Regions from separate parts of the Homo sapiens genome. Here region 2 is linked to region 1. Evidence: chromatin loops called from intact Hi-C (ENCODE). Cell type or tissue: mammary epithelial cell. All regions are shown on one strand.

What was found. Hi-C counts contacts between places; a loop is a spot of excess contacts. Peaks named below come from ENCODE experiments on the same cell type or tissue, not always from the same donor. Only the 100,000 strongest peaks of a DNase experiment are listed, where the experiment ranks them.
Region 2: a loop joins it to region 1, with 7 times the contacts of the local background. A loop is called at or near these places in 1 of 110 quality-filtered maps.

Annotation. Positions count from the first base shown.
Region 1 is chr1:43,978,624-43,982,623 of GRCh38, forward strand. It overlaps B4GALT2 (beta-1,4-galactosyltransferase 2), which reads left to right and starts at 587. Exons shown (of 7, transcript NM_003780.5): 1 at 587-888; 2 at 2,486-2,850; 3 at 3,066-3,301. The coding sequence starts at 2,538. RefSeq lists enhancers at 1-471, 472-1,063, 3,428-4,000 and silencers at 481-580, 851-960. In mammary epithelial cell, no CTCF peak of the experiment used is centred here; DNase peaks (open chromatin) are centred at 1,368, 2,218 and 2,598; H3K4me3 peaks cover 2,530 bases; H3K27ac peaks cover 1,701 bases.
Region 2 is chr1:43,906,644-43,910,643 of GRCh38, forward strand. All of the region lies in intron 9 of ST3GAL3 (ST3 beta-galactoside alpha-2,3-sialyltransferase 3), which reads left to right. Among named protein-coding and RNA genes, the nearest start is that of ARTN, 25 kb to the right of the region's middle. In mammary epithelial cell, a CTCF peak has its summit at 2,434 (motif pointing right); no DNase peak of the experiment used is centred here.

The DNA.
Region 1 (4,000 bases):
CATCATCTCCGTCCTTGTGAGGCCTGGAGCCTAGGCAGTGGTCTCTGCCTCCAGTGATGGTCCTGTCCTTCTAGCAGCAGCCCCTCCCAGAAACCTCTACTCTGATCCTTGTTCCCAGGGCCCAGGGCAGCTCCTCCCACCCCATCCAATCTCGTTTTCTCCTTCCCTGACCCTGTTTCCTGTTACCCCAGAAGCCCCAGCCACCTCCAGCCCACGCCTTTAAGGGTCCTGCCCCCTCTCTGCTGGCCGACCTTGAATCTTGGTCCAATTAAAGAGTTGACAAATCCCTAGCCCCGCAGCCTGAGTCCGCCCAACCTCCAGGTCCCCTTCCTGGGGAGTTCGCGCTCCAATGCAATCCCCACTCCCCGCTAAGGGACTCCACGGTCTGCACCCGCTCGCCGGTCCGACCTCTAAGCCCACCCTTTGGACGAGCCTGACCCATTTCCTCCCGCGCTCCCAGGTCCGTGCCTCCTGGGTGCCCGGGTTCGGCCGCCGGCAGGGCGGGCTCGCAGCGGCGCGCGGCGGGTGCGGGCGTGCTGGAGGCGGGGGCCGCGGGGGCGCGCGCGCGGGCGCGCGGGCCGGGCCTGCCCCTCCGAGGCGCCGTAGCGCGGGAGGGAGGCGGCGGCGCTGTGGTCCGTGGGTCCGCCGGTCCGTGGGTCTGCCCGGCCGCCCGGCCCCGCCCTGCCCCCCGGGGCGGCTCGGCTCCATGGCCCGCGGCGGCGGCGGCGGCGGCGGCGGCGGGAGGCGACCCGGGGGCCGCGGTGGCCGCTGACCGGGCGGCGGGAGGCGGCGGGGCCGGGCCATGGGGGACGGAACCGTCCGCAGCCGCCGGAGCCGGGAGCCCTGCCCAAGTCGGAGCGGCGTCCCCTGCTGAGCCCCGAGCGCCGGGTGAGAGGAGGGCGCGCGCGGCCCCCACCCAGGGCCCCGAGATTCCAGACCCAGCCCCGCGAGGGGCACCCCGAGCGCGGCCCCGAGATCCCAACCCAGGAGCCGGTGAGAGAGGCGCCGGCGGCCAGACCCCGGCCTGGCTGCCCCCACCCCGCCCCCACTCCGGCGCCCCTCCTGGGCTTCTCCGCCCGCGTCCAGCCGGCCTCCCTCATTGTCCTCGCTCGCCCCGGCCTCGTGGCGCGGGGAGGCGTTCCATACACGTTTCCCCTTGGCCTTTGCCTCATCCGCTGCCCTCCACCCACTCCCCCTGCCCCCAGGCTCCACACCCACCCGGTCTGTGCGGCCTGCCCGTCCGCGGGTGCCACGTGTTCAGCCTGCCAGCCCCGCCCAAACGCACCCCTCAGCCTGGCCGCCAGCCTGACCCAGAACCCCTGCGCCGGAGGGAGGGTGGGAATGTCTGCACGTGGGTCTGGGTGTGAGCTGTCTGAGAGTCTGGATGTATGGCTGTGGAAGTCCAGGAGCAGTGGCCTTGTTTGTGAGTGTGGGACTTAGTGTGTTACTGTCACCCGGGTGTGTCTGTGACTGTAGTTCTCTGTGTGTCTGAGTGTGGGTGACCAGCTGGGACCAGGGTGTCCCTGTGATTCTGTGTGCCTGTGAGACTCACCCTGCTCCCTGAAGCACTGCCAGAAGTGGCTGCCGCTCTCTTGGAACCACAGCTGGAGCCATCGCCCAGGCAAGACCCCCTTCCTGCCATGCCCAGTGCTGTGCCCATCTCCAGGCCCAAGCATCCCGTTCCGGGAATCAGAACCAGCTGTGCTGGGCAGGACCCAGAGTCTTGGTCCCAGTCCCAAGGGGCTGGCTTTGAGGTCTTAAGTGAGGGGTGTCCCCTGCCTTGCCCCGTATTTTGACGTTTTGCTCCAGTGGGAAGGGATTCTGTAAACATCCAGTCTGTATTTGGGCCCCCCGGATGCTGAGGGCAACTTCCCAGCCTGGTCCCAGTTGGCCTGGCCTGCTTGTCGCTGGGATCTGAATGACCAAACCACTTCCCACCATGGCTCCTGGAAGGACTAAATGAAGTCATGAGTATAAAGTGCTCCTGCATGGTAGGTGCACAGTATTCCGTCTCTTCCCTCTTCCCCAAGCCATGAGTTCTGGGTTAAGGATGCTGCCATGTGAGGTGTCTGTTCTCAGGGGCACAGGGGCACATGGGGGTCTATAGGTAAACATGTCTCCATGCTTAGGTACAAACCAGTGTGGTTAGAGTTCACGTGTCTGTGTTCCTGGGAATGCGTGAGTGTGTGTGTAGAGTTGTGCAATAAGGGTGAGTGCCTGAGTGTGTGTGTCAGTGAGGTGGAGGAAGGTAAATGTATGTGGCTTAGTAGTGGGGTGTGCTTGAGGATGTGAGTACTGAGTTGCCGGGAACTGTGCCTGGGTGTCTGTTTGGAGGTAAATTCTTGAGTCTGTGAGTGTGAAAGGGTATGAGCAGGTCAGTGTGAGGTGTGGCCCACGAGTGTGAGCAGCTGAGTGGGAGGTAGGTGGGCAGCCTTGCCTGTCCTGCCCTGACCTGCTGGATCTGTTTCCCTCCCACCCTGCTCAGGCCAGCAGCCGGATGCCCGGGCCCACTGGGCGGGCCAGTGGCCGCCTGCGGGATGAGCAGACTGCTGGGGGGGACGCTGGAGCGCGTCTGCAAGGCTGTGCTCCTTCTCTGCCTGCTGCACTTCCTCGTGGCCGTCATCCTCTACTTTGACGTCTACGCCCAGCACCTGGCCTTCTTCAGCCGCTTCAGTGCCCGAGGCCCTGCCCATGCCCTCCACCCAGCTGCTAGCAGCAGCAGCAGCAGCAGCAACTGCTCCCGGCCCAACGCCACCGCCTCTAGCTCCGGGCTCCCTGAGGTCCCCAGTGCCCTGCCCGGTCCCACGGCTCCCACGCTGCCACCCTGTCCTGACTCGCCACCTGGTCTTGGTGAGCCTGGAGGGTAGGGCCTGCCTGTGGGGAAACAGGGTTTTATTGGTTTGACTAGAGAAATGGCATCTGGACCCAGGGGTGTGCCAGGGGTCCAGGTCTGTTGTAAGAGGGCTATTCTTGGGGTTCCCTAGCCCACCCCCAGGCTGAGGGTGGGGGCTGGTATCTGTGGATTCTGGCCAATGCCCTGATTCCTGACACTGTCCTGTCTGCAGTGGGCAGACTGCTGATCGAGTTCACCTCACCCATGCCCCTGGAGCGGGTGCAGAGGGAGAACCCAGGCGTGCTCATGGGCGGCCGATACACACCGCCCGACTGCACCCCAGCCCAGACGGTGGCGGTCATCATCCCCTTTAGACACCGGGAACACCACCTGCGCTACTGGCTCCACTATCTACACCCCATCTTGAGGCGGCAGCGGCTGCGCTACGGCGTCTATGTCATCAACCAGGTGCCCATGCGGGGGTCCATGTGCCTGTTGGTGTATATATGTGGGTTGGGGGCGTTTGTGGGTCCTTGTCTGCCCGTGTGGATATGTGGATGGACCTGGGCGTGGGTAGTCGGTGTTTGTCAGTGTGCACAGGAATGTGTACGCACAGTGTGTGCATGTGAATGTTGGCATGCACACTGGCAGGTGTGTGCATGGTCTCAGAAGGGGTTGAGCCCCACTCTCTACCCTTGGCAGGCCTCACCCCATGGTGGTGCAGGCCTTGGGTATGCTGTAGGAGGAGATGTTGAGGGCCCTGAGGAGAGGGAGTTAGACCCTGAAAGAAGGATGAAGCCTGTAGAACCCTTTGGGGTAGGTGCCAGCCACAGCTGAGGCCAGGGCACTCAGCTCAGCATCTTAAGGCCTTTGGTGGACCTGGCTAGGGCTGGCCACTAGGTCCCAGAAGGGACCTCTGATGCAGGCCCCCCCGCCCCCGCCGACCACAGAGACCTCCTAGACTTGGACATGGGTCCCTCCCGTATGATGGGACACAAGTGGAGGTGGAGCAGGGGGCCGTGGGAGCACAGAGGGCCCCAGTCCAGCCCTGGGGTTGGGAAGCAGTTGCTGAGATGGGTCTTGCGGGATGAGCAGGCATCAGGGGCTGCAGAAGCCAGCATTCTAGGCAGAGGGACCTGGAGGATGCAGGGCCAGCAAGATAACTGG
Region 2 (4,000 bases), 72 kb before region 1:
TCCTCCTGCTCCTCTTCCCGCCACTCTTCCTCCTCCTGTTCCTCTCCTTGCTGCTTTTCCTTCCTTTTGTTCTCCTCTTCCTTCTGTCATCACTATCATTATCATTATAGCTGTCACTTATTAAGCTCTTCAGTTTATCAGCTTTCCTTGAATTCATTCAGTTCTCATAATGACCCTATAGCTAGGTACTGTTATTATCCCCATCCTAGAGATTAAGAAACTAGGGTACAGAGAGGATATGTTACTTGTGTAAGGTCACACAACTAGTTAAGTGGTAGAGCCTAATTAAAACTCAGATCTCACTGCCTCAGGGATCTTCCTAAGAAATAAATCTGACCACCTACCTTCCTGGTTAGAATCCTCCATCAGTCAGCTCCTATCTGCCATGGTCTGTGAGGATGGTAAGAACTACTGTTAACTCTTCTCCATGCCAGGCCCTGGACGATGTGGTTTATATGCATCATCTCAGCCAGCCATCTCCACAACCCTACAAGGCAGATACTATGAGTAGCAGTAAGCAGTAGAGCCGCATTTTGGACCGAAGGTGTTTCACTTTAACCATTGCACTATAACACCTCCCATTTATTCATTGATTCAGCAAATCCAAAGCAATCACCAACATCATGTGCAGTCCCGTTCTTCAAGCACAGTCTCACTCACTCGACAGCTCCCTTTCCCAGTGCTTTCCTTCAGATCCAGCCAGTCCAGTACCAGGGACTGAATGTCACCCATGGGAGAGAAGCTACAGCCAAGGTGGTAACACATGGTGTCACCTTAGTAGCATCTCAGTGCTGCTTCCCATTCCTGTGTCCTGTCCGGGGTCCTTGATCATCTCAGATCTCTACCCTCATCATCTTCAATTCCACTGTACCTCCATCCTATTCCAAAGAAATTGCATGTCCAGCTGCACAGGGAAAATAAAGGTTGTCACCAGCCAAGAACTCTCGGCTTCCTGCTTCCCATCTACAAACTTACCTGCATCCCCATTCATCCCTGCTTCCTCCTCTACCATCCCTCCTGTGCCTCTGCCATTCATGGTCAGTTCTCTCCTGTCCTGGATGCCATCTCCCTTCACCTTCTCAGGACTGTCTTCATTCCTTTGTCTCCTTTCTCACCTCTTTGCCGGGTCCTCCTCTCACATCTATGAATGTATTTGGATCTCTTTCACCTTAAAAATAAAAGCCCTCTCTTTAGCTTATGTTCACCTCTCTTCTTTTCTCTTTCAAGTTTCTGGGAAAAGTCATCGCCTGTCCCAGTGTCTCCCTGTTTGCCGTCTGTTTCTCAGCCTCTCCATCCTGGCTTCCAAAGCCACTCTCACCTGGCAGTGACCTTCTGATTCTAAATCCAGCAGACTCAACCTCTGCCCTCCCTTTAAAGGAGCAGCTTGTCAGCAAGCATCCAGTGAGCATTTACTGTGTAGTGGGCACAGCGCTGGGTTCTAGGGATAGCCCCTGATTCTTAAAACTCATGGCCAAAAACCCGGGAAGCATCCTGATTCCACCATTGCCTTTGCCTTCCATATTCGACTCTTCAGTCTCCAGATCTTTCATTCTCCCTTCTAAATCTGTCTGGCTTGGATTATTTCAGCAGCTTTCTGTCTGTTTCCCTGCCTCCAGTCAGGTCTCTCTCCAATCCCTTCTCTATGTCTGTATTCTAAAGAATCCTCCTAAAGTGACCAGGTGCTTCATTCCCCTGCTTTGGATCCCCATTTCCTAGATGCAGTGGTTCTCAAAGTTCCTTCTCATACCAGCAGCACCAGTATCACCTGGCAACTTATCAGATGTACATTTTTCAGTGGGGGCCTCACCTTAGAGCTTCTGAATGAGAAACTCTGGTTGGGCCCAGCGTTCTCTTTTAATAAGCCCTCTGGATGATTTGCGCAGGCTCAAGCTCAAGAACCAATGGCCTGCAGGATAAAACTTCAATTCCACAGCACAGAACTCCATGATCTGGCCCCTTCCAAGCCTTCCCTTCTCCTTGCCACTCTTTTTTTTTTTTTTTTGAAATGGAGTTTGCTCTGTCACCCAGACAGGAGTGCAGTGGCACAATCTCAGCTCGCTGAAACCTCCGCCACCCCCTCCAGGTTCAAGTGATTCTCCTGCCTCCGCCTCCCAAGTAGCTGAGATTACAGGTGCCTGCCACCACGCCTGGCTAATTTTTATATTTTTAGTAGAGATGGGGTTTCGCCATGTTGGCCAGGCTGCTCTCAAACTCCTGACCTCAGGTGATCTGCCTGCCTCAGCCTCCCAAAGTGCTGGAATTACAGGTGTGAGCCACTGCGCCCGGCCCTTGCCACTCTTTAGCACCCGCCATGTACTCTCCACTCTGGCTATATGGACCTATGGATCCTATTTCACGCCTCTATGTTCTACCTGTTTCCCTACCCATGGATGTATGAGATGCTCCTCTTCTTATAAGCCTCAGGAGGGCAGCAGCTGTCTTGTTGATCTCTGTAAGCCCATCACCTCCAGCAGTGAGGCATAGTTGGTATACATAAGTAAATAAGCAGATGTGGAAACTGAGGCCCAGAGTGCAACAGTACCTTCGAGGAGAGTCAGGATTCTAACTCCAAACTCCTGCCTCTCAGTCAGGCTCTTTCCTCTCAACTAGGCTACCTCCTTTCATTGCCCTGGAAGGTCTTTCTTTTAGGTTCAGACCCTTGCATCCTTTTGCTCTCTTCTTGCCTCTCCAGGGCATCTCTTTCCTCTTAGCCATGTTTGATCTTCTTTATGCAGTTCCAAGATCATTCTCCTTGATAAAGAAATGAGAACTGAACAGTCCCTGGCGCTCTGCCTTTCAGTTGCCTGTTGGCATCACACGGACCGCCCCAAGCCGGCTCTTCTTTTTGTTCATCGCTTTTTTCCAAATATAGCTTTCAAAAAGTTTTCTGACCCTCTCCTCATAGCACACATCAAAATAAATCCCAAACGGACTAAAAAGCGAAATATAAAAATACAACCAAAGGGAATTTTAAAGTAAGGATAGAAATCAAATCCCTGGAGGGAAAGAACTTTCAAGACACAAGTGCTAGAAGAAATCAAATTTGATAACATATTAGAATTTCAAGTTAACACAAAAAGACTGCCGCACAACCTTGAAAAACATATTTAGAACATATGGCAGGCAAAGGGTTATTATGAGAGTTAACAAGAAAGCCATTAGAATCCCAGCAGATAATGGACAGGAAACTGAACAGATCACACAGAAAGAAAGATAACTAGTAAACAACAGAAATAGGTTTAACCTTCCTAGCAGTCAGAGAAATTAATGTGAAGGAAACAGGGTGCCATTTATCACCTACCATGTTTTCAAATAATGTGTTAAATTATCCTACATGATGCTGCCAAGAGTGCAGTGACAGTTGTATCAAAGGCTACTGGTCGGAGTAAACAAATAGGGACCAGTTTTTTGGAAAGGAAATGGAACTTGGTACCGAGAGCCATCACCCAGAGGAAGGAAAAGTCTGTGCACAAAGATTTTTATTGTAGTGTTACTTTATATTTTGTAGTGTTGTTTGTAATAGCCAAACCCAAATATTACCTAAGGGGTTTTTTTATGTGAGTTATGGTCTCACTACATGATGGAGTATAAAGCAGTAGCACAGCAGTCCTGCCGAGGGTGTGGGCACCTGGACCAGCCAGCACAGCTGCTATCCCCAAACCTTCAGTGCAGGCAGGATTGGCAGGTAAAGCACTGGCCTCAGTGTTAGGAACTGAAGACAAATCTCATCTTCTGCCACAATTCACATCTTTGAGTTTCATTTTCCTCATCTATAAAATGGAAATCATGAAAGCTTCCCTGCATAGCTACCTGTTATTCTGCTATAAGAACTAGTAGGACAATGCACAGGACAACAGTGACACACTGTGCTCATCTGCAATGACAGTCACCTTCTGAGAAGTGAGAATGGGCACAAGAAATATTGCCTGCCCACTGGGCAGAAACCCAGACCACAGGATAAGGAGTGAGAGTGTTGGCGAGAGCAACAGGGCCTGGGCCT